Linked DNA regions of Homo sapiens: all the other regions are linked to region 1. Evidence: chromatin loops called from intact Hi-C (ENCODE). Cell type or tissue: endothelial cell of umbilical vein. All regions are shown on one strand. Links, peaks and the distances in the headings refer to the core of each region. The heading gives the core; the rest is flanking DNA. Region 1 overlaps MYLK (myosin light chain kinase). Region 2 overlaps MYLK (myosin light chain kinase). Region 3 overlaps ROPN1 (rhophilin associated tail protein 1).

Region 1 (10,794 bases), core at 1,272-9,271:
TGCAGGAAGGGGTCTCTGAAGCCCTATCTGAGGTTCTGCTTCTGGGTATCCAAACCAAAGACATCTCCGTCATAGCTGCAAGAGTCAAGTAAGAGTCTATACATGGCAGCCCTCTGAAAACTACAGGACCAAAGAGTTTTTACTGGCTCTTGATGAAGATCCTGACTGTAAAAATCCCAGCTATGACTTCTTGGTGGAAGGCCAGTGATGACAGCAGATAAGGCAACCTGGGAGGGCAGGGCTGTTGTCATGCATCCCAAGGATGTGAACCCAGGCTTATTCCTTCACCACCCAGAGGTCCAGGGTAGTGGCAGACAGTAAAAACGGATTGATTTTCCATATTGGGAGGGCAAGTATTAAAGTTTCAAATCATTCAGACCTTGGAACTGAACAAGGTCACAAAAATTCCTGCCTTTGCTTCAGGTCCAATGTGCTATAAAAGTATCATAGTGAACTGCAACTTTCTTAAGTGATGCCAGTTTCAGCATATTTTCAAATCCCTAAATATTTATTTTAAGAGGGCATTTCAGAGGTAAGCTTGGGGTATGTGTAGAAAGTGAGAGGAAAAGAGAAAGAGACAGAAGGATTGTGTCCCTGAGGTCTGGAACGTTTGCAATGTCCCCAGTTAATCATTGATGCCCCAGAGCCCAGTGAGCCACCAGAGCTGGCCCTGCTGCAGGGGGCCAGTATGCTTGCTAATGGAATGCCAGGACGCCTTTGGCGCAGTTAATGATTTACCTCCTCCTAGTTGCAGTGCTTGGCACTCCCATTCTCTGAAGCTGATAGAAGCCTGGGTAGACCAGCCCTGCCTAATGGAGTGCAGGAGAAGACAATGATGGTTTGCAGATTCACTGTATGAGCAGAGTCCTGAGGGGCCACCTTCTGTAGGAAAGGGTTTCACACGAGAAGAATACTTTAACAGTGTAATTGTTGTCTGATGTTCCCATGCATGAACGTTTCTGCCTTTAGGGCCACAAGATGACATGATTTTATATGGGCGCATGACATCTGTCACCTTTAAACATGCATAACATTTATTTGCATGGCTCTTTTATTTCCGCTACTAGATTTAAATTCCTTGAGGCCCTCAACAAATTAATGAATGTGCTATATACATTCATTATACAGCACACTAATATAAAAGAAATGCATTTTTTAAGTAAAATTCTTTTTTCTGTTTTGCAAAGGCCAGGTGTACTATTGCAGAACTCTCAGAAACTAATAGTTAACTAAAAAGAAAGGAGGAGACTCACAATCCTAACCACCCAGAGACAACAGCTGTTAACACACCATTTTATATTACAGTGGCTGTGAGACCCTGTGCATCCCAATGGATGCGGTCTCCTTCAACACTGTCAGCCTAAGTTCTGGAACACTTGTTTTGGTGAGGCTACAATGGCTTCAGGCATTGTTCACATGGCTTTTGGGGAATCCACTCCAGAGTCTCAGCATTTCCTCCAAAGTACTCAATCTCTGTCATGAGTATAGTTTAGATTTTGATAGGAAAGGGATATATTTTTGTTTCCAGACATTGTAAATAAGATGGACCATATTGATTTGGAGTTTTATTGTTGTTTCTTTTTCACTGAAGCTTGACCACAAATTAGTGGGGACAGAAAGGCAGTCTTGTGAGATTCACAAACTGGCACTGAGGGGTGACTATATGGAATAATCAAAGAGGGATTGTTCACTTTGGGAGTTTTCCCTGTTATTCAAGGCTTCCTTCCTTAGGAAGAAATCTGCATCCTGGTTACAGAGACTCTGGTCTAAGGGTGGGCTAGGGGCTGAGCACCTGGGAAGAAAACTGAGCACAGTCCAAAGACAACGACCGGCGCTTTTTAGCATAGCTCTTTCCTCGCTTAGTATGCTTAGGGAAGAGACTGTATTTGGATGCCCAGGCCTGTGTGCACATGCGCCAATATAGCATCACTCTGTGACCTTGCAGGGGGTGTGAGTAGGATTATTGCTACAGATCAGTGAAGCCTTTCTTTGTAAATGCAATTTGGGGGTCATTCAGTGAATTTTGATTTTGCTTCATCCGTATCCATTCTCTCTTTCCTTGAAGTGAATACATGGATAAAACTATTGCTACCACTGTTTTGTAATGCAAACAACTTTGTTCTCAGGAAGCTCCTATGATGCCTTCTACTTTCCAGTGCTAAAATCCCCAATTCTGGGTCCTTGGCTGTGCATTAGTGAGCCATTCTGAACCCTAATCCTCCAAAGATGAGTTAATTCTGAAGAGCCTACTGAGTTTCAAGTGTTTGAAGGCCCTTGGGGGACTTCCTTTCTTTAAAACTCAAAGTGAATTCTTTTCTTTGAATTTATCTCTGCATTTTCCCCTCTTTTGAGAGATGTCTTCTCTCTGACTGGGTTGCTATGAAACTCAGATGATTGCACCACTGTACTCCAGCCTGGGCAACAGAGCAAGACTCCATCTCAAAAAAAAAAAAAAAAAGGAAACTCAGATGAGCCAAGTACTTAGAGAAGTGCTGAACCCTTAGCACTCAGCAAATGTCAGCTGCTAACTACAGTTAGAGAAAGGCAAGTGGTCTAGAGCAGCACTACCCCATAGGACTGTCACAAGGCCTGGATGTAATTGTAACTTTTCTAGTAGCCACATTAAAAAGTAGAAACAACTGAAATTAATCTGAATACATTTAATTCAACATATCAAAAATACTACTTTTCAACATCTAATCCATATTTTTAATTATTGAGATATTTTGCCCTTTTTTGTATTGTCTTCGAAACCCAGTGTGTAATGCACACTTACAGTGCAACTCAGTCTCACTGGCCACATTTTGAGTGCTCCATCGCTACCTGTGGCCAGTGGCTACCGTGCTGGGCAGTGCAGGTCCTGAACCTTGCTACTCAAGGTGAGTTCCAGGGACCAGCAGCATCAGTAGCATCTGTGAGCTTGTCCCAACTGCAGAATCTCAGGCCCCAGCCCGGACCTGTAGAAGCAGGATATGCATTTTAACAGGATCACCAAGTGATTTATTAGCATGTTGGAGTGAGAAGCACTGGTCTAGAATCCCCGTACTCAGTCCTGGCCCCCTGGGATTCTAATCTAATTGGTCTAAGGTGGGACCTGGGCACTAGTGTTTTTTTAAAGCTCCCCTGGATGATTCTAAAATGCAGCCGGGCTTGAGAGTCATTTGCATAGTGGATTCTGGACCCAGGATGCCTGACTTTGCCACCTTCTACCTTTGAGACCTTGGGAAATTGCCAAAACTCTCTGTACCTTGATTTCCTTATCTGTAAAATGAGGATGAAATGGGGGCGTTATGAGGATTAAATGAGTTAACACATGTAAAGCACTCCAAACAATACCTGACACAGAGAGAGTACTCATGAAATACAGGCTCTTACCCTTTCTTCTTTTTCTTGAAGGTCCGGGGTTACCCAGAGCCCCAGGTGACATGGCACAGAAACGGGCAACCCATCACCAGCGGGGGCCGCTTCCTGCTGGATTGCGGCATCCGGGGGACTTTCAGCCTTGTGATTCATGCTGTCCATGAGGAGGACAGGGGAAAGTATACCTGTGAAGCCACCAATGGCAGTGGTGCTCGCCAGGTGACAGTGGAGTTGACAGTAGAAGGTGAGTCCCAGGAGGCCCGAGTCCAGGAGGGAGCTGAGCTCTCAGTTACCCCAAGGCCTGCAGCTCCTGCCTTAGCCCTCTCTTGAAGGATGGAGGAACTGACAAGAGAAAACACACCCCATCCTTGAACCCCGGACCTTCCAATCTAATGGGAGAGATGTGGTCCCTGCGAACAAGGGAGGCATCCAGGAGATGATGTTTGTCAAACTAGGTATCACCTGTCTCCTGCTTGAGCCCTCCCATGGCTTCCCCTCACACTGCAGCTGAAATCAGACTCCTTAGGATGGTCTTACAGAGCCCCACCCAATCTGGCCCCTCCCTAGCTCTCAGACCCATCTTCTGCCACTCTGCACCTGTTCAGCCCACCGTGGTCACACCCACCTCTGGCCCTTCTTTGAGCAAGGCTACAGGGCCTTCACCCTTGCTGTTCCTTCTGTAAAAGAAGAGCCCTTCCCTCAGCCTCTCACCTGACGCTCCTTTCACATCCTTCAAGTCTGTTCTCAGATGTCTGCTCCTTAGAGGCCCTTTCCCAACCATCCCAGCCCTATGACTCTCCATCTTCTCACCCCACTCGAGGTTTTTCTTTTAGGACGTATTACCATCTCACATTGCAGTGTCTTCTCCATCCCCCACCACTAAATGGAAGATTTAGGAGGAGATGGACTTTCTCTGCTCATTGCCTTATCTCCAACATCTAGAAAGCTTCCTGGCACATGGTAGATACTGAAATATTTGAGGAATGAATGAACAATGTTTTTATCCTCATTAACATCATCTTTAGCGTCATTATGAAATAATACATGCTCATTATTAAAAATTATGTAACTCAGAAAAATATGTAGGAAGTAAACACATCAATGTGTTAACATATTAGTTAAAAGTAATTGCAAAAACCACATGACTTTTGCACCAACCTAATATTTTTGTCTTTTTCCCCACTCTGTACTTTAAAAAATTCTGTTAACTTTAAAACTTCTAGGAGAAAAATTGGACCATAAGTAAAATATTTTTTGCTACTAGTGTGTCCTTCTGCCATGCTGAAGCCACTCCACTGGAAAGAGTATCTCTAGTTCAGGTCCCTGGCTGACACTTAAAGCCTTGATATCAGGAAGGACATGGGGTCTGTCAGCCCCTCAGAAGTAACACAAGGTTCCCTTGACCCTTCCCGGTCTTTCTAAGACTGGAAGTTTATAAACCAAGGCTCAGACTCACTTCTCCTCTTTCAGAAGACTGTCCTCCCAATCTGGTTTTCAGGGGACACTAGATGGAGAATTAAGGTAGTCAGGGAAGGTTCCAGAAGGGGGCGAGGTGCACCTGGGCCAATGGCCGCCCTTTGCCCTGTTTTCCCTGTCTCCCCACACCACAGAAGGGCCAACAGGCTGTTTCACAGAGTGGAGCATGCATAGTTTGGATGCTTTCCTTAAATTCTTTAACTGAGTGACTCACTTACTCTAATGACCTTTGAGTGCTTTTGGCTGGGGCATTCCAGATGGAAAGTGGCCCCTGCTCAGAACCTCAGGATGGACCTCAGCTCTGCCATCCTGGTGCTGTGCTTTCCCCTACATGAACCCCCTTTCAATGCCTGAACTTTGTGTTGATGCCTACAAATAAAAATTACCCTGTTCCCTCTTCTGAGTTCTGTTTAGAGCTGGGGAAATTGAGAAAGCACTGAGTTATGAGTTTGTGCCAATGAGATGTGTGACTCTAAACCTCTGCACCTGTCTTTCTGCAGGATAAAGGGTTTGACTTTGGTGGTCTCTACAACCTGGACTAGCCCTTGTTTTCTATGATCCACATTAAGGGAAGACTGGAGTCTGTTAGGAATACAGGGGAGGCATATAAAACCTAGATAATATGAAAACGTTTTCTTCAATCCCTACTGTTCAGGAAGTGAGATCTGATGTCATGACCAAGCAGGAAAATTTTTAGTAGCTCATGGTACTCAGGGCAGGGGAAAGGAAATCAGGCTGAGGGCTGTAGAGGAAGGAGAGCAGGCTAAGGCTCTCAACCCCACCCCTCCCCTTTGGTTTTCATTTGGGGAGACTCAGGCCCTCAAATTAAAATTAAAATACAGTTAATTAAAATAAAATTAAGACATAAAATGTAAGATACTTTCTGTCTTCTAACTCTAGGAGATAGAGAACAGCCTAAAGGATGCAGCTCTTTAAATGTGTGTGAGTCCTATGCACATTCTGCTTCTGCAGCAAGACCGATTTTAAGCTAATGTGTGGTTTGGGGCCACCCCACAGACCTAGGCCTGAAAGAGTCCACTCTGGGCCCTTCTGCCATGGATGAGTTGCTGGCTGTGCCAGGCTAGCCCAACCCTTTACAAAGGAAACCTAGCAGCCCAACTGCCTTCCCTCCAGCTCTCTGTGCTATGCTTCTTACTTGGAGTGAGCAGAGGTCCAGGAATTCAGAGTGTAATTCATATGTGGAGTTTTGTAATCCTTTAGTGGTCAAGTTTAGGAGGCAGTGTTGTGCAATGGAAAGAAAGTCAAATGGTCTTGGATTGAATTTTAGCTCTACTAATTTCTAACTATGGAGAAATTAACCTTCCTAAGCCTTACTTCCTTTTCTGTGACTTGGAGTTCATGGCTGCCCCACAGTGTGGTACAAGGATAAGCACAGCTAGTAGGAAGTAGCACCCAGAAAGTGGTAGCTTCATCATTGTTTGAACTGGCATTAGCATCCTTAGAGCTACTTAAAAAGGGAAATCTGCAAGAGAGAAAGATTCCTCATCTGACGTTTAATGTAGTGATCAGGCCCAAGAAACATTCAGAATCCCCCAAGAGAACCAGTGCCTTAATGAGGGCCATGCAGTTATTCAGGGCCTTACATGATGGAAATCAGCCTTGGTCTGAGCCCCTGGAAGGCTATCTGAAGACAGCTCTGACACTTGCCCACCTCCAGAGGTCAGGTCATGAGGCTTGGTGCAGAGCAAGGAAGAGACGTGGTACCTGCCCTCTGAGAACTTCCTCTCCCGTGGAGGACCACAGACCTGTCCTGTAGAGATTTAATGTGAGCCACATATATAATCTTTTTTTTTTTTTTTGAGGCTAGGTCTTGCTCTGTTGCTCAGACGAGAGTGCAGTGGTGTAATCACAGCTCACTGCAGCCTCGACCTCCTGGGCTCAAGCGATCCTCCTACCTCAGCCTCCCAAGTAGCTGGGACTATAGGCCTGCACCACTACACTGAGCTAATTTATGTATTTGTATGTATGTATGTATGTATGTATGTATGTATGTATGTATGTATTTTTCTGAGACAGGGTCTTGCCGTGTCACCCAGGCTGGAGTGCTGTGACATGATCTTGGCTCACTGCAACCTCTGCCTCCTGGGTTCAAACAATTCTTCTGCCTCAGCCTCCCAAGTAGCTGGGATTACAGGCGTGTGCCATCACGCCCGGCTAATTTTTGTACTTTTAGTAGAGATGGGGCCTCACCATGTTGGCCAAGCTGGTCTTGAACTCCTGACCTTGTGATCCGCCTACCTCAGCCTCCCAGAATGCTGGGGTTACAGGTGTGAGCCACCGTGCCCGGCCTTATGTATTTATTTTTTTAAAGATGGGGTTTCACCGTATTGCCCAGGCTTGTGTAATCTTAAGTTTACCAGTAGCCACATTTTAAGATATCAGGTAAAATTCATTTTAATAAAATACTTATTTAACCTATTATATCCAAAATATTACCATTTCAATGTATAAGCGATATAAAAATTATTAATGAGATATTTTACATTCTTCAACATCTGGGATGTATTTTACACTTACAGCACACCTCACTTCAGACCAGCTATAATGCTGAGTGCTCAATAGCCACAAGTGGCTAACAGCTACTCTTTTGAACAGTGCAGTTCTAGAAGCTGCCACCTGAATAGGAATAAACAAGGTTTACACAGAACAAAAAGAGAAAGCCACATGGATGAACAGGTGTTGATATGGTTTGGATGTTTGTTCCTTCCAAGTCTCATGTTGAAACGTGATTTCCAAGGTTGGAGGTAGGGCCTGGTGGGAGGTGATTAGATCATGGGGATGGATCCCTCATGAATGGCTTAATACCATCCCCTTGGTGATGTGTGAATTCTTGCTCAGTTAGTTCACATGAGATCTGGTTGTTTAAAAGAGTCTGGGACCTCTCCCTTCTCTCTCTTTCTCCCTCTCGTCATCTGACATTTCTGCTCCTGCTTCACCTTCCTCCATGATTGTAAGCTTCCCGAGGCCCTCACCAAGAGCAGATACTGGTGCCATGCTTCTTGTACAGCCTGCAGAACCACAAGCCAAATAAACCTCTTTTCCATGTAAATTACCAAGCCTCAGGTATTTATAACAATGCGAGAACAGACTAACAGGTGGTGAGTAGTCCTGGGTCATCACACATCCACACAGTGAGCATCGGACATGAGGTGGAGTGAGTGCCCAAACGGTGGGTGTGCCCCAGCCCCAGTGGTCTCAGTCTGAGAAGGCCTTTGACTTTTCAAGGACCAGAGAGTCACTTCAGGTAATAAAGGGTTAACTTTAAGGACATAAGCTCAGGAGCCCAGGGAAAGCCAAACTGGCAGCCCCCAGAGGAGATCCAGACCTCAGATGGATCACCCACCTTACAGGATTGGTTAGTGCAAATGCATGTGCACAGAAATCACCTGGCGAATCTGGTTGAAATGCAGATGCTGATTCCATAGGTCTGGAGCAGAGCCTGGGAGTCTGCATTTCCAGCCGCCAGTTGATGCCATGCTGCTGGTCCACAGACCACTCTTGGAGTAGCAAGGAGGGATTTAATTACATGTGTGATATATTCCACCTAGTACAGTGATTCTCAAACTTGAGCATGCATCAGAATCACCCGGAGGGCTGCTGAAAACACTGACTGGGCTGGAGCCGTCTGCCTGGCTCTCCCCTCCCAGATGGTCCAAGCACACCTCCTCCCTACCCCCAGCCACCCCTCAGTGCCGCAGCTCCTGCTATCCACACCCGCATGAAACTACTGCAGTGCAGACCGAGGCTCTGACTATGTGAGAGAGAGAGGGCCAGCCAGCAGGTCACCTAGACTGTGACAGCAGAAGGGAGAATGACCCCCTGTCACAAGATTTAAGGGAGAAGAGTAGCCCTGGTGACCACTAAGGCAGCTCTGGTGGTGCCACTGACACCAGGATTCTCGGGCCACCTTGAATTCGTAGGAAATGCTCCTGTGCCATCTTTTGTTGCCACTGCCGTTTTTCAGGGGCAGATCTCTTAGACTCCTTTTATCTTCATGTTGGGTTGGATTGATGACATTATACATTTTTAGGCCGTGTCTATTTATACTGGCTGAGTTTTAAATTACTGTGTTCCTCCTGGATGTTTGTCATGGTTCTTCTTTTGGTTCTTTTTGCTCTTATTTCTTTTGGACTGTCTTCCTTTATCTAACTTTTCTACCCATCTGAAGGACCTATAATTATATTTCCCATTTATGTTCTTTATAAATGCTTTTCAACCTCTAAAACTCCCCAATGACTTCATTTTCTAGGGGTATATACCCTATTTTTTAAAATCTAGGCAGAATCTTAAAATGCTCTGAGTTTTTGTCCTTTTCTGTCTCATTAAAGTTAACAATACAAATGTGATAGAAAGGGAAATTATTCTTTTTGCCCCACCAGACTCTTTGCTGTAAAATAGTTGTGTGTTCAAGACTGCCTTTGCAGAAGCAGCCTTACTCATTTAGTATACAAAAGAGTTAGCTGGAAAGTTACTTGGTCCCATTCTGTTCTTGAAGGATGACTTCCAAATTTCCTTTAGCTGGAATCTCTTCCCTCCTTTATCTTCACCATCCACTTTGCCTTTGCCTCTTTTTCCCTCCAAAATACACACAGGTTGCCCTTGCTGGCCTAACTTAGATTTTTGCTACTGATGCTCCCTCCTTTTTCCATCTCGTATTCCTCCACCTCCTTCTCCCATCTCCACCCCTGGCCTTTGGTAGATTTAGGCTTTTCCCAGTTGCTGTTAGTTCTAGCCTCTTCTTCATTCCTCAGATTTTATTGAACTTTGTGCTAGGATATAAAGAACAATAAAGCTCAAACTCCTAGCCTCAAGCAATCCTCCTGCCTCAGCCTCCTGAGAAGCTGTGGCTACAGGCATGTACCACCATGCCTGGCTTCACAATTCTTTATACTTGAACTTATTTGTCTTTAAATTGTAAATAAAGCCGGGCATGGTGGCTCACACCTGTAATCCCAGCACTTTGGGAGGCCAAAGTGGGCAGATCACTTGAGGTTAGGACTTCAAGACCAGCCTGACAACATGGTGAAACCCGTCTCTACTAAAAACATAAAAATTAGCCATATGTGGTGGTGGGTGCCTATAATCCCAGCTACTCAGGAGGCTGAGGCAGGAGAATCACTTGAGTCTGACATGAGGAGGTTGCAGTGAGCCAAGATTGCACCACTGCACTCCACCCTGGGCGACAGAGTGAGACTCCATCTCAAAAATACGTAAAAAATAAAAATAAATAAATAAATTATAAATAAGTATTTTAAATGTTTTTCTTCTCCACTAGAACTGTAAGCTCCATGAAGGCAAGACATGTCTCTTTTTATCAGTTACTGAATCCCCAGTGTAAGGAACCTAGCACAGGGCCTGAGCCATGATAGGTCTGGCCTGTAGAAAGAGCTCAGTAAATATTTGTTGACTGCCTCTGTAGCTGCCTTTGGTACTTCATCCCCTGTACTAAGAAAGGGATTCCGTTCCTAGTATATATAAGCACTGGTCAGAGCTTCAACAAGTAGACTAACATGTACAACAAAATCTAGAATAATATCTGAGCCTTAAAAGAAAGAGTGCTTCAAAGAGGAGAATTTTGGCAAAAATGTTATTCACATTGAGCAATTTCAGTGACCTTTAGTTTTGACTTTTTTCATTCCTTTTTTCTTCAATACCAAGTTTAATATTCAACCAGAAATTCTGGTTCTAGGCACTTCTCCAGAGGTTTTCTTAAGCCACTGGCCCTAAACAGAGACAGTACCACCCTCTAGGGGGCACTTAGGAGATTCATGGGGGCCCTTTTGGTTTCCCAGTGATTGGGAGTGTTGCTGGATTTAGGGGGCAAGCACTAGGGGTACAGGATGGGCTTCACAGCAAGAATCTTTTCCCAGTTCCTCACAGTCCTACCAGAACAGACACCACAAATATATAAATCGGTGGTTCCTTAGTCTTCAATAA
Region 2 (10,794 bases), core at 1,495-9,494, 84 kb before region 1:
TATTTTATTCCTGAGATTTATTTTTGTACCATCTTTCTTTTTTTCCTGATCAGCCTGCCTACAGGCTTACCAATTTTATTGATCTTTCCAAAAACCAAACTTTTGGCTTCATTGATTTTCTTTTCATTGTTACTGATTTCTGCTTTTATCTTTATTATTTCCTTCTTTCTGAGAAATTTGGTTTTAATTTGTTCTTTTTCTAGTTTATCCTAAAGTGGAAGCTTAGATCACTGAGTTAATACTTTCCTTCTTTACTAATATAAGCACTTAATGCTACACATTTTCTTCTGACCTTTTCCTGCATCCCCCCAAATTTGACATATTGTGCCTTTTTATGTCCATTCCATTTGAAATATTTTCTAATATTCATTGTGACTTATTTTTTGAACTGTGAGTTATTTGGAAATGTGTTGTTTAATCTGCAAGCATTTTAGGAATTTGTTAGATACCTTCCTGTTACTAAGTTTTAGTTTAATTTCATAACGATCAGAGAATATTTCTATGTGGTCTCACTTCTTTTAATTTGATTCAGGTTTGTTTAGTAGCCCAGAATATGGTCTATCTTGATAAATCTTTCATATGCATTTGAAAACAATGTATATTTTGCATTTGTTGGGTCAAGTGTCAATTCAGTCAAGTTGGTTGATAGTGGTGTTCACCTTTCTAAATTCTTACTTATTTTCTGTGTACTTGTTTTATCAATTACTGAGAGAGGAGTGTTGAAATCTCTAACTACAATTGCGGATTTTCCTAGTTCTCCTTTCAGGCCTAAGACTTTTTGGATAATGTATTTTGGAACCCTGTGTTAGATGTGTACACATTTAGGAGTGTTACATTTCCTTAGTGAATTGATCCTTTTATCATTATGAAATTACTCTCTTTATCCCTGGTAATATTCCTTTTCCTGAAATCTGCTTTGTTTGATATTAATATAGCCATTTCAGTTTTCTTTTGATTAGTGCTTACATTTATATCTTTTCCCATTGTTTTATTTTTAACCCATTTCTGTCTTTATATTCAAGGTGAGCTTTTTTTGTGGATAGCATATAACTGGGTCTTACTTTTTTATACAGTCTAACAATCTTTAATTCATGTAGTTAGGCCATTTATAATTAATGCAATTATTGATATGATTGGATTAAAACTACCATAAATATTTTTTGTTTCATCTTTTTCTTGTCCCTTTTATCCTCTTTTTCTGCTTGCCTTTGTATTTATTGAGATTTGTTTGTTTGTTTTGTTTTGTTTAAGGTGGAGTCTCGCTCTGTTGCCCAGGCTGGAGTGCAGTGGCACAGTCTTGCTCACTGCCACCTCCACCTCCCAAGTTCAGGCAATTCTCCTGCCTCAGCCTCCCAAGTAGCTGGGACTACAGGCACGTGCCGCCATGCCTGACTAATTTTTGTATTTTTAGTAGAGATGGGGTTTCACCATGTTGGCCAGGCTGGTCTCAAACTCCTGACCTCAGTTGATCTGCCTGCCTCAGCCTCCCAAAGTGCTGGGATTACAGACATGAGCCACCACATCCAGCTGAGAATTTTTATTATTTCATTTTATCTCCACTATTGGCTTATCATTATACTTCTTTTTAAAAATGTAGTGTGTGCTCTAGTGTTTACAACATATATCTTTCATCACAGTCTACCTTCCAATTATATCACTTCACGTATGGTATAAAAACCTTAGAATATTATACTCCAAGTTCTTTCTTCTCAACTCTTGTGCTGTTGTTGTTATGCATTTTTCTTTTACATACCCTATAAACCCATAGTACATTACTACTATTTTTACTTTAAAAAGTCAATCATCTTTTAGAGCAATTAAACATTTTAAAAAATGTCTTATATATTTACCTTCATTTTAACCATTTCTGGAGATCTTAGTTTATTTGTTTGGATTCAAATTCTGTCTGACATATCCCTTCTGCCTGAAGAAGTTTCTTTCTAGTTCTCATTATGCAAGTTTGTTAATAATTAATTCTCTCAGCTTTTCATTTAGTTTCCAAAGTCTGTATTTTTCTTTTATTTTTGAGAAATATTTTCAGGAGTATGGAATTCCAGATTGACAGGGTTCTTTCTTTCAGTACCTTTAAGATTTCCTTTGTTGTTTTCTGGGTTTGCACTTTTTCAGATGAGAAGTATGCTTTCATGTATTCCCTCACCCTGTCTGCCTTTAAGATTGTTTCTTTCCCTTTGATTTTCAGCCACTTGAAGATTATATGCCTAGGTGTGTTTGGTTGTTTTTGTTTGTATTTATACTGCTTGAAGTACTCTGAGATTTTTGGATTTGTGGTTTGATGTCCTTCATTATTTTTGGAAAATGCTTAATTATTATGTAAGTATTTCTTCTGACTCATCCTCTATTTCTTCTCTTTCTGAGATTCCAATTATATGCATATTAGACCATTTGATATTATTCCATAGCTTTTAGATTCTTTGTTTTCTTTTTTTCCCCCTACTCTTTTATTTCTTTGTGTTTTAGTTTGGATAATTTCTGTTGACTCATCTTCAAAATCACTGATTTTGTTTCCCCAGTTGTGTTGAGTGTGCTTGTGAGCCTGTTGAAGCCATCCTTAATCCATAGAAACAGAAAGTAGACTATTGGTTGCCTAGGGTTGGGAAACCTTAGGGTAGGATATGGGGAGTGACTGTGAATAGGTATGGCATTTCTTTTACAGGTGATGCAAGTGCACTAAATTCATTGAGGTGATCAGTGCACAACTCTTTGACTATACTTAAAAAGCATTGATTTGAAGACTTTAAATTGTATGGTATATGAATTATATCTCAATAGAGCATATATATATAAAATATGTATTATATAATTATATATTATATGTAATATATATAATATATAATTATATATAATATGTATATATAATATATACAACTTCATCTTTTATGTTCAAAGGCTACATTGATAAAACTCTGGTTAGAATCAGGAAGGAGCAAGACATCTTACTGATGGTGCTGAAGGGTGTATAGAACAAAAATAATTCTGAAGGAAATGTTACAGGCTGGGCACAGTGGCTCATACCTGTAATCCCAGCACTTTGGGAGGCCAAGGGGGTGGATCACCTGAGGTCAGGAGTTTGAGACCAGCCTGACCAACATGGTAAAACCCTGTGTCTACTAAAAGTGCAAAATTAGCCAGGCATGGTGGTGCATGCCTGTAACCCAGCTACTCAGGAGGCTGAGGCAGGAGAATTGCTTGAACCCAGGAGGTGGAGGTTGCAGTGAGCTGCACCATTGCACTCCAGCCTGGGCAACAAGAGCGAAACTCCGTCTCAAAAAAATAAAAAGAAATGTTACTATAACTGAAGCTGGTGGAAGGATAGGAATTATTATTTTGTCCCGTGTTACATACTTGATTCTAAGTGTTGGAAAATGACTCTATTAAGTAGGAAGTGTTCTTAATTAGTCCATGTCTTTATGTTTCCATGTGTTTTGTAATTTATAGTTATTAGTCTTATAAATTTTAAAAGTTCCAAGTCATCCTGATGCTTTGAGTTCTACCTAGTGGTCAAACTCCTCTCTACTATGTGTCCTTGGACGCCTGACCCACCAGGTACTAGTGTTATCTGGTAGTGATACTGTTGAATTTTAATGACCTGGCTGAGAGTTTCCATATTACCTCCTTCTGTTATAAAACAAAATACAAGTAGGCCTGTGGAGAGTTCTCCAAACTGAGAATTTTAGTACAGCTTTCCTACAGGAGGTTCACTAAGAAATCCACAAACATCATGTGGTAGCCTACCAGGTGCTCCTTAGCTGCAGGAAAGATACCCATGCCCTGGAGTGTTGTATGTTTCCAGACACTCAGAACACTTCTAAGTGTTTCTTGATGTTTCTGGTATGGCATAACCCCCAAAATATATTAAGCAAAATAAAGCAAGGTGTAGAAGAGTGTGTATAATATGTTATTATTTGTATTTAAGAAAAAGTGGGTATAAAAATATACATGTATTTTCAAAACATATCTCTAGAAGATGTGATTACATGGCTGATTCTGGAAGAGAAGTTGGTGCTGGATACCTAGGAGCTGGGTACCTAGAAGCAGGTGTGGGTGAAAGACATTTCACTATATACTTTTGTATCTTTTCAGTTGAAGGGGCAAGGGAAAACTTCTCCTTTGCCCTCTGAAGGTTCACTAAACATCAAATGACAAAAGGTGGATTAATAGTAGAAGAGGCACATAAATTTATTTGATCATAGTTTTCCATGACATGGGAGCCTTCGAATGAAGACCCAAAGATACAAAGGAAACGTTCATTTTTATGCTTAGGTTCAATAAACTGTGGACAACTGTGTAAAAATATGATTGGGCAAAAAGGGTATAATCTAATGCTAATAGACTGAGTAGGGAAACTCAGCAAGGCCTTTCTGTTTGTATTCCTCCTCTCTGTGCAGCATTTCTTCCTTCTGATGGGGCAAGACTCTCTCTGGAATGGGGCTCTTATGACCTACAGTCAAACAAGGTAGGTCAGATAATTTCTTTATGGCCAGTTTTTACACAGAAAGGCCAGGGGGAGAAGTTAGAATAATATTTTTAGGTTTCCTGGCTGGCTTTAAGGAAAAGGGATTCTGGTTTCTATAACCTGCCTTGGGGAAGAGGGATTCTGGTGTCCTTGGAGGAGAATGAGTGGCCAGAGACAGGAGGGAAGAAGAAGGTCAGAGAGAAACTTTTGCTTCTGAGGCTGCTTCTGAAGTCTTCATTTTGGGGTATTGTTTTCTGAGCCCCCAAACAATTTCAAACCATATAACTGTATTTGCTATTCAAACAGGAATACAAGTTAAATTAAAACAAAATCTTCCTAGGATGGTTAATTAAACTTGAGGCTCAGATTGGCCCTTGATAATTTACTCTTTGTCCTTATTTCTCATCCCTGGGGTCTTCTGTCTTCAGGTCTTCCACCCCTGATCAGTTGCCTGCCACAGACATATTCAAATATTCCCCTCCGTCTCTGAGCCTAATAGAAACTCTACACAGGGATGAAGCAGGATTTCTAAAATCTCTCTTGTGACTGATTGCCATATTGAACCTCAGGCTTTCTAGACCAGTGGTTCTCAACCTTGAGCCTGCATCAGAGTCACCTGGAGGACTTGTCAATACGCAGGTTTCTCAGCCCCACACCCAGAGTTTCTGATTCAGCAGGTCTGGGGTAGGACCCAATAATCTGCATTTCTAACAAGTTCCCAGGTGATGCTAATTAGGGACCACACTTTGAGAAACACTGCTCTATCCTAAAATAGTTTCTCCTATGATGGATTGATGTGTAGTTTTTGTGTTCCAGTTGTGTCTTCATTTAGACATATAAAGAAATAAAAGGAGAGCTATGTTCCTTTCCATGGGCATGCTTATAGTGCACCATTGCCCAGCTCTCTGTCCAGCCAACAATACCCTTCAGGCTCGTTATGCCTCATAAGACAATATGCATTTTACCACCAGCAGAGCTGACACATCAGAAACCTGGCATCCTCCTTCATCTCTACTTCCCGGAGCAGACATTCTTGTGGTCACTGCCATCAACTCCCTGTAAAGACTTAATTGGTATTTTAGAGCAGGCACTAGAAGAGTCATGCTAATTACTCATTTCCCTTCCAGTGTTTCTCTCCAGTGGTGCTATTAGCATTTTAGGCAAGACAAAATGCTTTATAATGCTCTTTATAATGAGCATTCTATTTAATGTAGGACATTCAGCTCCTTTCCCTTGTTCTCAAGTCGTTGTGACAGTCAATAATCCCACTGCGCATCCCAATGCTCCCTCAATCCCCCTAACCCTTAACCCCGTGCAACCTGCCTGCACCACCTTTACCCACCTGCACCCCCACCTCCAGGATGGGTGATGAGGGCAACTCAACTTTCCACTGAGAACCACCAAGACCTTTATTAAATTACCTGTCCAGACCTTTGCTTTAGATCCCTGCAAAAATCCCAAGACATATTTTATTATTTTCCTTTTTATCAAATGTTGATATTAAAAAGTTACCAAACTCTGAGGCTGGGCGCAGTAGCTCACGCCTGTAATCCCAGCACTTTGGGAGGCCGAGGCATGTGGATTGCTTGAGGTCAGGAGTTCAAGACCAGCCTAGCCAACATGGTGAAACCCCATCTCTACTAAAAATACAAAAATTAGCAGGACATGGTGGCGTGCACCTGTAGTCCCAACTACTTGGGAGACTGAGGCACAAGAATCACTTGAACATGGGAGGCAGAGGTTGCAGTGAGCTGAGATTGCACCACTGCACACCCCAGCCTGGGCGACAGAGCAAGATCTGTCTCCAAGAAACAAAAAACAAACAAACAAACAAACAAAAAACAGTAATGAAATGCCAAATGTTTCCTTTTGAAAACCCTATTGGTAGAATTGTCCATTGTTCAGTGGACAATTTTCCAGTGTTGTTCAGTCCTCTCTCTGGAGAGAGACCTTTTGGAGATTAGCACTGGAGGGCCCTGTTACCTGATGAAGTGGCTTCGTGTCCTCATTTGACAAGGAGAATTGTGTGACCTCTCCTGTTTCCTTTTTTGCCATGAGTGTCAGGGAACTCGGGGATAGATGTAATGCCTGATAGGGTTGAAAAATTAGCTTAGAAAATCATTTCACCCATATTATCAGCTTTTATATAGTTTTAATTTTTACATAATTAACAGCTTTATTTTTTGTTTTCTTGTGAGTGGCTTCTAATTATTTGAGAAGCAGGAGAGTATTAAATGTCTGTGGTGCATGTGAGTTGTGAAATAATAGCCAGATGTGGCCTAATCAGCTGGGCAAAAGAATGGAAATGACAGAGCACCCAGGGGCCTCCCGTGTGCATGGGGCAGGGTAGGGAACTGAGGATAGGGAGAGCAGCAGGTTTGGAGGCTCCTCTGGCTGGTAGAAAGCAGAAGGGGGCTGCTGAGAATGAAGGGCCAGGTGTGCTCACTGGAGGTGGGGTCAAGGTTAAGGAACTAAGAAGCAATAGGTATCCCTAAACCTTCACCAGAGATGGATATACATTGAGGGGGGTGGCAGCAGATGTCCTGAGCTTGACCTTTCTCTTCAAGGTCAAGAGATGTCCTGCTGGGATTGCCTGGATTAGCTTATGAGACATGTGGAAACCATTCCTTATAGAAACACCTGTTCTGCTTGAGCTCTCATTTGGTCCTGTGGCCAAACAGATTACAGGGAGCAACTGGGTGCAGACAAGGCTGGCATTCCTGAAATGAACTTTCTGCTGACACTTCCTGTCCAGGTGGAAAAGAGCACCTGGCTGTGGGACTGTAATGGGGTGGGAATTCCACCTCATCCTGCCCCTTCTTTGAGAGCCCCGTCTCTCCCGTTTCCTTTTCAAAGTGTCCCTCAAAGTGTCAGGGGAAGCCACAACCCTAAACTCAGGGTTTCCACCCTCTCTCTCTCCTTTGTGATTTATTAAGGGATTGTGTAAGGACGTTTTCAGTGTGGAAGTCCCCTGCTGAAATGCTGTCTTAGTCTATCTGTGCTGCTATGACAAAATACCTGAGGCTGGGTGATTTACAAATAGTAGAATTTTTTTTCCTCACAGTTCTGGAAAATGGAAGTCCAAGATCAAGACACCAGCAGATTTGGTGTCTTGTGAGAGCTGTTTTCTGCTTCCAAGATGGTGCCAAGTTGCTTTGTCCTCACTTGGCAGAAGACAGAAGAGCAAAAAAGGGCCTCACCAGTTCGCTCCAGCCCCTTTATAAGGTTGCTGATCCTATTCTCCAGGGCTCTGCCCTCTTGACTTAATCACCTCCTAAAGGTCCTACCTCTTAACACTGTTGCATCAGGGATTAAGATTCAACATAAATTTTGGGAGGGAACAGAAAACATTCAAAAACAGCAAATGCCATTGTGAGGGCTTGATTTCCTTTGGATTTTCAAACTATCCTTTTCAAATTAACACACCATCTGGATGGGTAGCTTATGGAGGGCTCTGAAATAAGTTATTTGTCCCTCTGAGGAAATGGAATTGCTACTTACTGTAGGTATTTATTTCCCTCTTAAGAAGTGAGATTTTCCCTCAGAGGAAAACAAAAGTGTCTGAAGGGAGGAGAAGGGGGAACTTCAGGAGCCTGGGCCAGGCTGAGTCGGGGGTCCCGTGTTCCACCTTGGTGTGGTGCTGGGGGAACAGAGCATATCAGCCCAGCCCTGGGACAGTGAAGGTAGGAGAGACACTCCTCTAGAAGCACAGTGCTTTCCCAGTGTGTTGGTGTTTCTTTTCCTGCCCTGTCAGCCCTTTATTCCCCTGGCCATGTCACCGAAGCCAGATCCCTGATAGCCAGGAGCCAGCTCCCTCCAGAATGCCCCAACAGCCACCTACCTGCACTGCCTTTCACCTGCAGGAAGGCAGCTCCCATGGCCTTCCTCCCTCACCCCTGCCAGGGCCTCTCCCTAGACCCTGCAATCTACCCTGAGTACCACCGTCATGGTTCTGCGTCTGTCCTCTGTGGGGGAAGAAAGTACCTCGTTCTGGTTCTCCTTGTAACTATTGTTCCTGAACTCTAAACGTATAACCCCCCCACACGGTAATAAAAGCCACCCATCGTCACTGTTGGGATGCTTCCCTATTTCTACATAGCCTGTCCCAGAGTGATGTACTCCTCCCAGCCGCTCCCACATCCCTTTTGCGTGTCTGTCTCTGATTTGGCTTTCCTTTCCTCCTTCCCACCCACCCAGGTGGCTCCCGGCTGCCTCTGCTGCAGTTCAGAGCAACTTCAGGAGCTTCCCAGCCGAGAGCTTCAGGACGCCTTTCCTGTCCCACTGGCCCAGTTGCCACAACAAACAACAGAGAAGACGGTGGTGAGTGAACAGAGTTTACATTATGCTGTTGACCATTCCTCCTCAGTCCACCCTGGGGAGGCTGCAGAGAGGGGAGCTGTGTGTCTTTCTAGGTGCCCAGAAGAGACTGCTGCCCCCAAGGTGAGATGGCACCTGGCCAGCTGCCCAAGCAGGTAAGAGTGAAGGCAGTATGCTGTAGCATTGTCTGTTGATTTTGGCTTAGCTGGTCAGAATTCTTGAACTGGCGAAGGTGGTGGAAATCATCATTGGAACTAGCCAGGAAACAAGATTAAGGGCCTGCGGGTTGCCCTGGCTGCTGCTAGAAACTGTTCACACTGCACGCTGTGGTACTCCATCCTTCCAAGCTGGCTGAAAACTTTCTCCTCCTGCTGCTCCAGGATGCTGCTCTGACTAACTCTGGTTTTGATTTCTCCTTTGACTCCATGGTTCCTTGGCAAGCAGGCATTGTTGGGGATGGAACACAGGTGGAACTTTGTGTTACCTGGACCCATAACCATAGCTAGTTCTGTGGGACTGAGCAGCTGCCAGAACACTATCCATAACCTGGTCACCTGCACTCTGTTTGGTGAGAAATCCTGTGTGATAATAGGTGTAGAGTGAGCCTGTTTAACAAAGACAGTGCCTTCTTTGGGCAGCTGTACAATAGTAAATATTCTAAATAATATTCCAAAATGTGGGTGATCGTTTGGGATTTCATATGTGTAATTTGGGGCTTAGGGTGTTTCCATTGCTTTCTGCAGCTTTAGCAGTGAGGAAGGTGGTTTCCCGCTGCTACCCTTGACCCCCTCCTTAGGGTCTAACTACTACAGTACTTCAGGGGTCCTCAGCTAACATCAGCCTGGGGTGAGGGTGTCAGTTAACTCTCAGTGCAGAGGAGGCTGGCAGGGCCAAAACCAATACCAGTGAAACAAAGAAAGTGAGAAGGTTGGTGGGTGGTGGACCTGGGGAGGCATGAATTAATAACAGGAAGTGTGGTCTGTGATTTCAAAAAAATAATACTGATAATTTCCCCCATGGTGCTAAACCTGCTTTGAACTATGACCCCATCATTGACTTGAGGGAATAGCTTCTTAGATTACTTTGAAAGACATATCGAAGTATGTAGGGCCTGCTGTTTTGTTAAGGAAATAAATCCCATAACATTAAAGGAATTTTTTTAAAAGTGACTATAAGGTTGGACTCTAATATGGCTGATAAAGGGAAAAGCAGTGTCCTGCTACTGCCTGAAAGAAAACACAGCATATGTGGCTCAGATGGGGGCTTTATTTTAGGATTTGTGGGAGGCTGGACCAAAGCGAACACTGAACATATGAGCAAGGCGTTCTTTAAAGGAAAGCCTTAAGGCTTTTCACACTGTGAAGCACCGTAGGTAGAAGATCAAAGGATGCACAAAATAATGCAAGTCCCTTCTATTTTAAAGACACATCTGCCTGGCCAAAAGTCAGGATGAAAGTAGTGCCTCTGGTACTGGTGAGTGGGCTATGCCAGAAGCCCTCTTTGTTTAGTCACCTACTTTATGCTGTGACGGGAACATTTGCAGTGAGGAAAAGAAGTAAATAAAAATGAGATAAAACTTCAGTTTTAAAGCCTAGGGGCACATGACACCATAGGACTCACCCAGTATTCCTTTCTTTGCATCATTGGGGCCATGTGAGCAAAGCTCTTGAGATACATCTGGTCAGTGCAAAGGCAGTCTAGAACTCATGCCCTTCTTTGTGAGTCCCTTAAAGTCTGAGCCAATGGGACACTCATAGGTAATACAGGACTCCTTAGCAAGTTGTAAACATTTTTTAAATTTAATTTAATTTTAAAAAATTTACAAATAATAGTTGTGCATATTCATGGAGTACATGGTGATGTTTTGATATAATTAATATATGGTGATCAGATCTGGGCAATTAGCATATCCATCATTGCAAACATTTATCATTTCTTTATGTTTGAAACATTCAATATCCTCTTCTACCTATTTGAAACTATATAATATATTATTGTTAACT
Region 3 (10,794 bases), core at 1,881-9,880, 230 kb before region 1:
ATTATTAATATTTAATTTTAAATTACCTTTTATGATGGAAAGTAAATAATATATATAAAGTACTTAAGGAGACTATAGGCCTTTTTGACTACAACAAATCAGTTTTCAAAGAAAATATGGCTGTCCTTAAGAATATTTTTAAATAAATCACATGAAATTTTTGAAAACTTAAGCATTTGGTAAGTAAAGGGGGAATTTTGGAAACATTATTTAATTTAGTAATTACAATTCTAGATTTTCACAAAATATAAATATCATTTATTTCAAGTATAATTTAAATATTTTGATTTTTTTTTTTTTTTTTTTTTTTTTTGAGACAAGGTCTTGCTCTGTCACCCAGGCTAGAGTACAGCGGTGTGATCTTGGCTCATTGCAACCTCATCCTCCCAACTCAGCCTCCTGAGTAGCTGGGACTATAGGCATGTGCCACCATGCCCGGCTAATTTTTGTATTTTTAGTACAGACAGGGTTTCACCATGTTGCCCAGGCTGGTCTTGAACTGAGCTCAAGTGATCCGCCCACCTCAGCCTCCCAAAGTGTTGGGTTTACTGGCGTGAACCACTGCACCCAGCCAAAAAATATTTTTATAAGACTTTACTGAAGGCCTAGAGTCTCCTTTACTAAATCATTAAATTATTTTCTATTATTTTTTTAGAGGCAAATGTTTATTATTTTTGTAAACAAACAAGTCATTACAAAAGTCCATTAAGTATCAGATTTTGGATATTTGTTTAACATCAAAAGCCAAGAATAAATAAGTCACAAACAAATCAAGTCACAATGGGAAAAAAAGTGAACAAAATCTACTGTTTTCTTAGGGACAAATGATGATGATGATGGTGATGGTGATGATGAAGAAAAATCATATAACTTCTTTGTTAGGAGAAAATAATGTGAAAAATAAGAGAAAATTAAATCAAAAGTAGAGCTAAGTATTTGCAACACATATGCATAAAGATTATCATTGTCACTGATAATAAATGCATTGCAATTAAAGTAATAATCCAACGTACAGGGATTGTTTTAACAAGATGGTTGAAAGGAAAAGCCCTATAAAGGCGTCTCTGGCAGCAGGTGTTATACATAAAACCTTCGGCACAGAAACAATAGGTAATGAAATCTGGAAGTTTACTGACTGTGCCAAACAGTATCCAAATATAATTTCAACTGTTGTAAGTTTGTAAGTGGTTGTACATTTTGTATTACTATAAAAAGTTTACAACCATCAATCTTTCATGGCACACCTGTAGCCCATTCTGCCATGGCCTCTAGTGGGGAGCTCAGCTTTAGAGAGCAATGAAAGGCAGAAGAGGATTGAGTGGTAATATGCATACTACAAACAATATTTGATGATATCCAAGTTTTCTAGGAAGGCCTATGGCACAGTATGAAAAACCCTGGGGAAGTATAGGGTTTAAGCAGATGAAAGAAGAAGGGCACTTCAAGTAAGCCGGCTAGAATTAGCAAAATACTGAGGGGAAGAGAGAAAAGAAGGATAGATTACTGTTAACAGTGGGCGAGACAGTGTTAAGCTTTGGATATATAATTTTTTTTTTTGGAAAGTGGCCAGAGCAGACTGTATAGGAAATTTGTGTTGGTAAAGAGTAGCGGAAAATTTTTAGTTTAGAATTATAGGTACAAATCATAGAAAACCTTGAAAGTCAGGATATGATTGTCATTTTGTGAGCAGTGCTCTCTGACTATAAAAAGCAACTTGGAAGATAGATCTGGACACACTGAACAGGACAGGCCAGAGAATGACCTGAGACAGGGAGACTAGTCAGGAGGCTGCACAATAGGTGATAAGGGGCTGAGCCAGAGACACAGGAGTAGAAATAGAAAGGGATTAATTGAAGACACATTTCAAAGGAAATAGTGGGATTTAGTGAGATTCAGCAGACTGAAGAAAATGGATGACTCTCAGACTTTGAGGCCAAAGGACTGAGAGATTAGTGGTATCATGTTCAGAGAAGAACCTGGGAGAGAGATTTAGTTGGGAGATGGACAATGGATTCTAGTGAAGTGTCCTGGAGGCAATGGGAAGTATGAAATAGAAGCACAAGGCGAGAGGTCAAAGATGGGAAAACAAGTGCAATCCACACAGTTTTGTCGTAGATAAAGCCGTGAAGAGGCTGCGAGCTCTCCAAGAAGAGCAACAGAAAGAATGCTGAAGACCTGAGTTGGGGGAAGATTGCTAACTCTTCCTCAGAGCAAGGAAGGAGGAAGAGGAATTATGGAAGGAGGCAAAGGAGCAATGCTGAGGAAAATAGACACACAAGAATGGCGTATGCTATCAAAGGAAGAGAAAGTCTCAAGAAGGAAAGAATTGTCATGTCTAGCAGGCCACCTCCCATGTCAGACTATGTGTATTCAAATCCTGCCTCTGTCACTTATTATATGTCATTGCAAAAGTTCTGTTATCTTTTCTAGTTTCATTATCTGTGAAATAATGCTAATATATTCTACCCCATAGGGATATTTTGAGGATTACTTGAGAAAAATGTATGGTCCTGTACTTAGCACAGTACTGGTCCTGTTATGAGTGCACCTGGCACTTACAATAAATTAATAGATATAATTGATAACTTTTAAGGGAAAAATAGAATGATGAGAAGAGAAAAAAAAACTGCAAGAGGTTAAAGAAGGACCAACCCCTGAGAAAGACAATGGGTATGGAAAACTTACAAGAGATTCCTTGCCCCAAAATGAAAAGAGCTTGCAGACCAATTGTTAGAAACAGCAATGGGATGAAGTAAAGGCTTTACTTAAGTTTGCTCTATACTGACTAAGGGTTAACATTGTTACTGTTGTCATGGAAGCTTCCTTAATTAGGATTGGGGCATCTTTTCGTTTACACGAGATTATCTGAGACTCCAGGAGAGAAATTAAACAATTGCACAACCAAAAGATCCTGTCAAAATACATGGACACAGAAAATGGTGCAGCCGCTGTGGAAAACAGTGTGGCAGTTCCTCAAAAAATTAAAATACAATTACCATATGATCCATCCATTCCACTTCTGGGTATATATACCCAACACAATTTAAAGCAAGGACTTGAACACATATTTGTATACCTATGTTCATAGCAGCATTATTCACAATAGCTAAAATGTGGAAATGATCCGACTGTCCATTGACCTATGAATGGATAAAATTGTGGTACATCTAGCAAAATAGTATTCAGCCTTAAGAACAAGGAAATTCTCAGCTTGGGGCCAGTGGTGCAATGGGTAACACATCTGACTATGGATCCAAAAAAAAGGAAATTCTGACACATGCTACCACATGAATGAACCTGAAGACATTGTGCTAAGCGAAATAAACCACACACAAAGGGACAAATATTATATGCCATATGATTTTATATGATAGTCAAATTCATGAAGATAGAAGAATGGTGGTTGCCAGGAGCTGTGGGGAAGGAGAATAGGGAGTTAGTACTTAATGGGTACAGAGTTTCAGCTAGTGAAGATGAAAAAGTTCTGGAGATGGCTGGTGGTGATTGTGGCACAACAATGTGAATGTACTTAATGACACTGAACTGTACATTTAAAATGGTAAATTGTATGTATTTTTAACACAGTAAAAGAATATATATATGTGCAGACAACATGAGCAAATAAGGCACTGCTCTTTGATAGATAAAATGGGTTGAAAAGTCATCAGAAACAACTTATAAGAGTAACTTTTTAAATGATGAAATATTTCATACTGACAAAATTAAATACATGATGTAAGTAGAAGTATAAAAATAATGAAACAAGCATCTAGACAGCAACCATCCAGCTTAAAACATAGAGCATTACTAATAGTACTGAGACCCTTGTTGTATTTCCCTAATAACATCCCTCTCCATCCTCTCCCTCCTCCACCAGGGGTAACCACCATTCTGAATTTGTATTTATCATTCCTTACTCTTTATTATAATATTATAACATATATATGTCACCAGAAACAATATATTGCTTTTCCACCTAGCATGGTGAGACTCCTCCATGGTGATGTCTGTGGCATACTCATTGAGAATTGTTGTTATTGTCTTAACAATTGAAGCTTTTTATCATTTTATCAAAAACAATTGAAGCTTTCGTCACTCTTTTTTCCTAATAGTGCATTTTGCCTTAAAGTATCTTTTGTCTGGCATGAGTATGTCTACCTTAACTTTTATTGGTTATTCTTTGCTTATTTATACTCTTTTCACCTTGAGTCTTTCTGTGTCTTCATTTTTTCAGGTGTACCTATACCTGTATTTTAACTGGCACATTTAAGCCCATTTATTTTTATTGTGATTACTGATATGTATGCATTATTTTCTACCATGTTATTTGTCTACTTTTCCTGTTTTTACCCCTCCTTTCTTGCCTTCTTTTTGACTGATGAAGGGTTTTGTTTGTTTGCTTGTTTGTGTTTTTAAAAAATTCCTTTTTTCCTCTCTACAGATTTAGTGGTTACATTACTGTTATAACTTTTCTAACACTTTGCAAAGTCTAAAATTAATCATTATTTTATCCTCTTTTTCCTCCAAATAAAAGAACATAAATAAAGTAAAAGGTCATGAAGTCCCACCAACCTAAGACCACTTTAGTTTCTTGTCTTGGGATTTCCCAGCCATGCTGGTGTTGGCATAAATTGAAAACTTAGAACTAGTCTGTGGCTACCAACTCCTGGGGGACTGTTTCTCTCCTGACTAGAAGCAGCAATGGAGACAGGTTTCTTTGTTGCTTACCCCTGCCTGTAGGCGGATATTTTCAGCCACACCTTTTCACGCTGAGGGTGTAGTCCCTGGGCGGGTCTCAAGTTTAGGTCAGAAGGGGAGTCCTTTAGTCCAGACATTTGCCTTTTGTGAGCCTAATCCTTGGTCTCTATCCACCCTGCCTAGCAATTTATCTCAAAGCTGCAAGTTCCTGCCATCTACATGTGCCCAGGTGAGCCCTAGTTTCTTCATTTGCCCAGCACTGCGGGTTCCCCTTTACTCACCTCATTGGCCACTGGAAGATTTCTCTCACTTCACTGCAAGCCCAGCAAGGCAATGTGAAAGGCTTGTACTGAGATTTGTCTGGCCTCTAGGTGTTTTGAAGAGGGACAGCTTTTTAGCATATCTAGTCTGTCCCTTTCTCTACTAAAAGCAGAAAAAAATCTTTTGATCTGTTGTTTATTTGTGGAGGGAATTGTATACACTTTATGGATTTTCATATTTTGTTTCAATTTGTCCTGGAACTTTTTGAGAGAAAATGTACGAATTTTCCACCTGACAATTAGAGTGGAAAAGAACATGCAGCTGTAAAGAGAGACGCTCACCAAATGGCTGTTTAATGACTATTTTTATGTGGAAATGGCCTAATGTCAATTCACAGAGGGTTCAGAGTAAATTTTGCTACAATTCTTACCCAACTAATAAGTGCTGGACGACATGGAAAGATGTTCATGATATACTTTTGAGTAAATAAGCTGTTTTGTATAATCTTATTTTTTTATTTTACAAACATATATATACTGAAAAATTCTGGATTTTGGGGGGTGATATCATTATTTTGGGGCGATATCATTAGGGAATTTTTTGCTGACCTCCACTTTTTAAATGAACAAGGGCTGTGTAATTTTTATGTAAAGGACATAACTATTTCCAACAAAAAGTAGGGGTTAGCAGATGGTTTTCTAACCTTGGCGTTGTGTAATAATAGAATGCATTTGTCTTGCAGAGTCCCCAAAATTGAGTGTCAAACAGAGGCTGGGTGACCTCCTGTCCAGGATTGCTCTCATCGTATGAATCGAAGTTTTCATCTTAACGTATTTTTTTCTCCTGAGAATAGGCCAACCAATCAATGGCTCAGACAGATAAGCCAACATGCATCCCGCCGGAGCTGCCGAAGATGCTGAAGGAGTTTGCCAAAGCCGCCATTAGGGTGCAGCCGCAGGACCTCATCCAGTGGGCAGCCGAGTACGTGCTCCTTTCTCGCCTTCACCCCTTGGAGGACGGCCGGAGACAGAGGGTCCTGTAAAACCGCGGAGGTTGTCATGGCTGCAGCTAGGAAGTCCGGACTAACTGGCATCGTCTTTGTTTTAGCTCTTGCATTGCTTTGATGCTTTAAAATCCACACATAAATGCTACATCTAGCTGGGCAAGGATGGGATGCCTCCCCTAAGGGAGCCAGATTGAGCAGTAGGACGCCAGGTCAATAGGCCGTGTCCTGGGGCAAGCAGCAAGTTAGATGACCGCGTCACACCAGCGTATGCACACCCACCTCCTCCCTGCACGCCTTTTCCCACTCCCGGTGGAAAGAAGGGCTGGGAATCTCCGAAGCTTAATCTGCCTTTCTTCGTTCTCCTGTCTCACCACTAGATGGCAGCAGTGCAGCCGGGGGAGGGAAGCGACAGCCCTGGGTGGATGGGGTGGGACCAGTCCTGCTAGTTCACTCCTTTAAGGAGACACTTCCTCCCCTGCTGTTAAAACTCATACTTGGACCCAACCAAAGACCCTTTATATCTTGTCTTGGAGGAAATTATTGTTATTTTCTTTAGTGTTTCTCTGAACTGATTTTGTTCTGCCAACATAAAGATGTCCGCACAGTACACACTGCATTCTGGGGAAAGGCCAAGCAGAGTGATGGGGTCCTCAGGCATGGCTGAAAACAGTGTGCCTCAAACACGGGTGCCTTCTTTCAGGAGAGACCTCCAGAGGCTGCTCAGTAGATGGAGCTTACACAACAATCGCTGCGGGCCTGGATTGAAGTAGCTTTGCACAGAAAGCCTCTCAGCTATGAAATTGCTCCTTGGACAAACTTGCCTGCTTGAAACTGGGGAACCAGGACTTGAGACAGGAGTTGGAAGATAACTAGACCTCACGGACCATTTTCAGGCTATTTTTACTGTTTGATGATTCCCTGCTTAGGAGGGTTTCAGTGGGAAAGTGAGAGTGAGAGAGGCCGTTGAGAGAAAGCCAGTGAGTTGGGGAAGGGAAGATGTCCTCAGGCTGAGGTTGTGAGTGGGTGTCCTGGGCAGATGGTGGGGAGAGTGTGGACACCTTTGAGAAGACACAAAATGGCATCTAAGAGGGGCCTTTCGGAGTCTCTGGGCCAGTGCTGTGCTCCTGGACTGGATTAGGATGTAGCTTTTACAATTGGAAGGAAAATAAGCCAGTGGTGCTCATAAAAAGAAACATAAATGGGGGTTGCTTTGCCTAGTAATGAGCCCTGTTTAGTTCTCCATTTTAAATTTTATATATTGCCTCTAAGATTGAACTTTAGCTTCAGAAGACTAATTTATTTTGGCATAGTCAGATAGACAGACTTTATCTTATACGTTAGTTTCAAACCCATTTGATTGTTCTTGTGCTGCCGTTTTATAGTAAGCAAACTGACATTGCTTAGTATTGTCCCTGACATTTATGGAAGAGGCATTCCACTATTGTAGACTGCTTGCTCTCGTATTGTATCACGTGCTATAATTTTTTTAGACATCCATGAAAACTTAGTTTGTAGTTTAACCACAATGAAAAAGGAGGGCATGACCTAAGAGCCCCCTCCATTCTATCCAGACATGAAAAGCACTGCTCAGATGGTTGTATGTGACTTACTTAAAACCTGTAGCATTTTAGAGAATAAAACTCTGCAAAGTGTTTCCAAGACAAAATACGTTTTTAATCCATTGCAAGTAAGAATTTCCCTACATATGTGTTGTCAATGAAGAAACCTCTTACCAGGCATCGGCAGGACATATACTTATTTGTCCTCTGGTAGGCATGTGTTACAACACAAATTTGCAATATATGTGTATAACCATGGACCTGATCACTTGCAAATGAAGCTCAATAACCCAAAGAACGAAATCCATGATTACAGCTTTGCTTCCATGTTGTCTAACCAATTCCACAAGAAGTCCAGAGATGTTGGTGATGAGTGTTACTCTACCTGGGCAGCACTTCTGTGGAATGAGGTGCTGTGTGTCTCTGTCCCTCCCATTTATACCACCCAAGTCTGGTTTATAAAGCCTGAGGCCACACCCTGCTCCTATTGTCATATTGCACCCACACCCCGCCCACCCCAACACTGATCTGTGTGCAGAGATTTCTCATGCACATTGTTAAAGGTGCCCTTCCTGCTGATGACCTCCAAGGGGTGACTGGCAATTACTGCTTTAGTCCATGTAGCTTTCGCTCTGCCTTGCTACGTGGCTCAGAGACAGGCAATGGTTAGCCCATCATTGTATGGCTTGACCCTGAAATGGACTTTTACAAAATTCCCTCTATATTATTTTCATACTACCTGGATCTGGAGGAAGTAATGGAGGGAAAAAAGCAGGGCGGGACAGAAATTTGTGGTTCATGGATCGTCAATAACCAGGCTTTTGATGGAGACAGACCCTGCCATGCTGCATTGGTGACCCACATGTCAGCGGCTCATGTCCATTCCCTGCTGCAGGCAGCCTCTTTTCATCTTATGCCAGTCCTGAAACAGAACTCAGTACTTGTTCCACAATGCCCCCAAACGAAGTCCACTCCACAAAACATTGAGGAGCAGGCAGATTTCACTGAAAATTTTGAGGGAAGATGGAGAAACAGTTTCATTTCAGAGGCACCATATAGCTTAAGATTGTCTCAAACCTTCTTCGGCTTCTCTTCTCTCCTGAGCCTTGCAGGCTGCCCTGCCAATGCTCTCTCCCTTCCCTCTTGAAGCCCCAAGCCTCACTACCTCCAGCCAGAAACCCTTCCTGATTCACCCCAGGACACTTCCATCTCTTCCCCTTCCCTCCTTTTTTGTTTCTTCAGAGATGGGGGTCTCACTCTGTCACCCAGTCTGGAGTGTAGTGGCACAATTATAGTTCACTGCAGCCTCAAACTCCTGGGCTTAAGTGGTCCTCCAGCCTGGAGTCACCAGATTACAGGCCCTAGCCACCATTCCTGTGCTGCCTTCCCCTTTCTTACGTACATTACTTTTTAGTTCTCTTCCAACTTCTCTTCCCAATATTATATATACATATGTAATATACATCTGCGTGTATAAAACACTCAGAGATGACTGAAAAAGAAACCTGAACCCAATATGCTCCAGGGAATTGCATACCCAAACTTTTCTTGGTTCTTCCTCATCCTTAGAGAAGAACAAAGCTTTGTATTCTCTAAGCATTCTCTATGCCCTAAGTGGAGAGTAACACATTCAGACTTTTCCCATATGTAAGTGAACTAAACACAATGACACATAGAAGCCACTTAACAAAGGTTCCTTTCTCTACCTCCTTCCCTCAGAAGAAGGTGGAAGGATTGCTAGAACAGCCAGAGGCCACTGGTGTATAGGATCCTCCTACTCTCTGACTTTTTTTCTTGTAGTTATTTTGAGGCCCTGTCCCGTGGAGAGACGCCTCCGGTGAGAGAGCGGTCTGAGCGAGTCGCTTTGTGTAACCGGGCAGAGCTAACACCTGAGCTGTTAAAGATCCTGCATTCTCAGGTAAGGGCCCTGCTGCAGCATTGAGGAGAATGTAGGGACAGTGTTGAGGCTGGGTGGGTACAGACAAAAAGCCCTCTGTTCTCCTGACAGTCAGCTGACCACTTAGCACCACCCTAAAATACACTAAACCGTGGACTGAAAGTAAATCTTTCCTTGGCAAATGGGAATAATTTTGAAATAGGCTGTAGGCTGAGTCATTGGTGGGGTCATCCCAGATTTCCTTGAAGCTGGCAGAATGTACAGGGGCTCAATGCAATGCTAATCTCGTCTCTCCAGAAAAGTGCAAGTCCTCAGTCACTGGACAGTGTCTCCTTACTGATCAAGACTGTAATATGATGAAAATCACAGTTTGGGGAAGGGCATATTTTAGCTCCCCAGCTATCCAAGGTCCAGACATTGCTTTTAGCTTTTAGGGAGAGGCTGTGAGCCTCTTCATAGCCACATCATCCTGGGAGCTGCCTGGTGAATGAATGCATGAGGAAGGTGCAGCTTGAGAAAGTTTGTGGTTTGGCAAATTCCCAGGACATATGGTTGAGCACCACCAAACCCTGCTTTATGGTCCAGGACAGAGCGGTTTGGGGTGATTTAGGACTGGCTTGGCTAACCACCTTGGTCCCAGAGGCTTAGCATTTCACTAGAATCAGACAGTCAGGAAAGGTGTTGGAGCACTTCATCGGGCATCTGTGCTCTTGTTGCATTGGTGGCCAACAACCAGTCACCTTCCCTCCTTTTATCCACCAAGTACCTTGTGCAGTGAACATGACAGAGCTCTAAAATACCTGGGATCAAGCAACATTAGGCATCCAGACCAAATCCCCACAGGTCAGCCACATACCCCATATCATTCCTGGGAAAGCATGAGGGATGCACTTGAGGTCTAGAGCTAAGAACTCAGTGCAATCGGGAAGAAACAGACCTATGTCTTGTTCTAATTTTACCATTCATTAGTGGTCTCAGGTAAGCCCTCTACCCCTTGGTTTTGTTTTCAGGCTCTTCTATCTGTCATATAAGGAATAAAACAATTTAGGAATACAATAGCAGATAAAAGCATCACCAGAAATTAAAATGTAATATAAATGTATATCTTTTGCATAATTCTGACACCTAAAGTTTGAGAATTAATAAATTATATTTCAGCATGCTCTTCACTAGGATTTGCAAAGATAACTGCCACACAGAGCCATCTTTACCTTCCTAACACCCCCTCCCGCCCCTTGCCATGTGCTGGGAGATGTGGACCTGGCCTGGGGACAGGGTGTTTCTCAGGGCCTTGTCTCAACTTCTCCCACAACCTCTGTGTTGTGTCTGTCCCCTGCCCTGCAGGTTGCTGGCAGACTGATCATCCGTGCAGA

The links. A loop is a pair of places that touch in the nucleus more often than their neighbours do. Peaks named below come from ENCODE experiments on the same cell type or tissue, not always from the same donor. Only the 100,000 strongest peaks of a DNase experiment are listed, where the experiment ranks them.
Region 2: it touches region 1 in a loop (8-fold over the local background); 2 of 110 quality-filtered maps call a loop at or near these places.
Region 3: a loop joins it to region 1, with 6 times the contacts of the local background. A loop is called at or near these places in 7 of 110 quality-filtered maps.

Annotation. Positions count from the first base shown.
Region 1 is chr3:123,745,141-123,755,934 of GRCh38, reverse strand. It overlaps MYLK (myosin light chain kinase), which reads left to right. Exons shown (of 34, transcript NM_053025.4): 5 at 3,397-3,604. Among named protein-coding and RNA genes, the nearest start is that of MYLK-AS2, 61 kb to the right of the region's middle. In endothelial cell of umbilical vein, for the core only: no CTCF peak of the experiment used is centred there; DNase peaks (open chromatin) are centred at 5,114 and 5,514; H3K27ac peaks cover 1,407 bases.
Region 2 is chr3:123,829,548-123,840,341 of GRCh38, reverse strand. It overlaps MYLK (myosin light chain kinase), which reads left to right. Exons shown (of 34, transcript NM_053025.4): 3 at 8,672-8,794. Among named protein-coding and RNA genes, the nearest start is that of MYLK, 49 kb to the left of the region's middle. In endothelial cell of umbilical vein, for the core only: no CTCF peak of the experiment used is centred there; a DNase peak (open chromatin) is centred at 5,491.
Region 3 is chr3:123,975,512-123,986,305 of GRCh38, reverse strand. ROPN1 (rhophilin associated tail protein 1) reads left to right here. Exons shown (of 6, transcript NM_001317774.2): 2 at 5,813-5,940; 3 at 9,325-9,442; 4 at 10,766-10,794. The coding sequence starts at 5,825. Among named protein-coding and RNA genes, the nearest start is that of ROPN1, 11 kb to the left of the region's middle. RefSeq lists an enhancer at 5,567-6,066. In endothelial cell of umbilical vein, for the core only: a CTCF peak has its summit at 6,333 (motif pointing right); no DNase peak of the experiment used is centred there; H3K4me3 peaks cover 288 bases; H3K27me3 peaks cover 3,009 bases.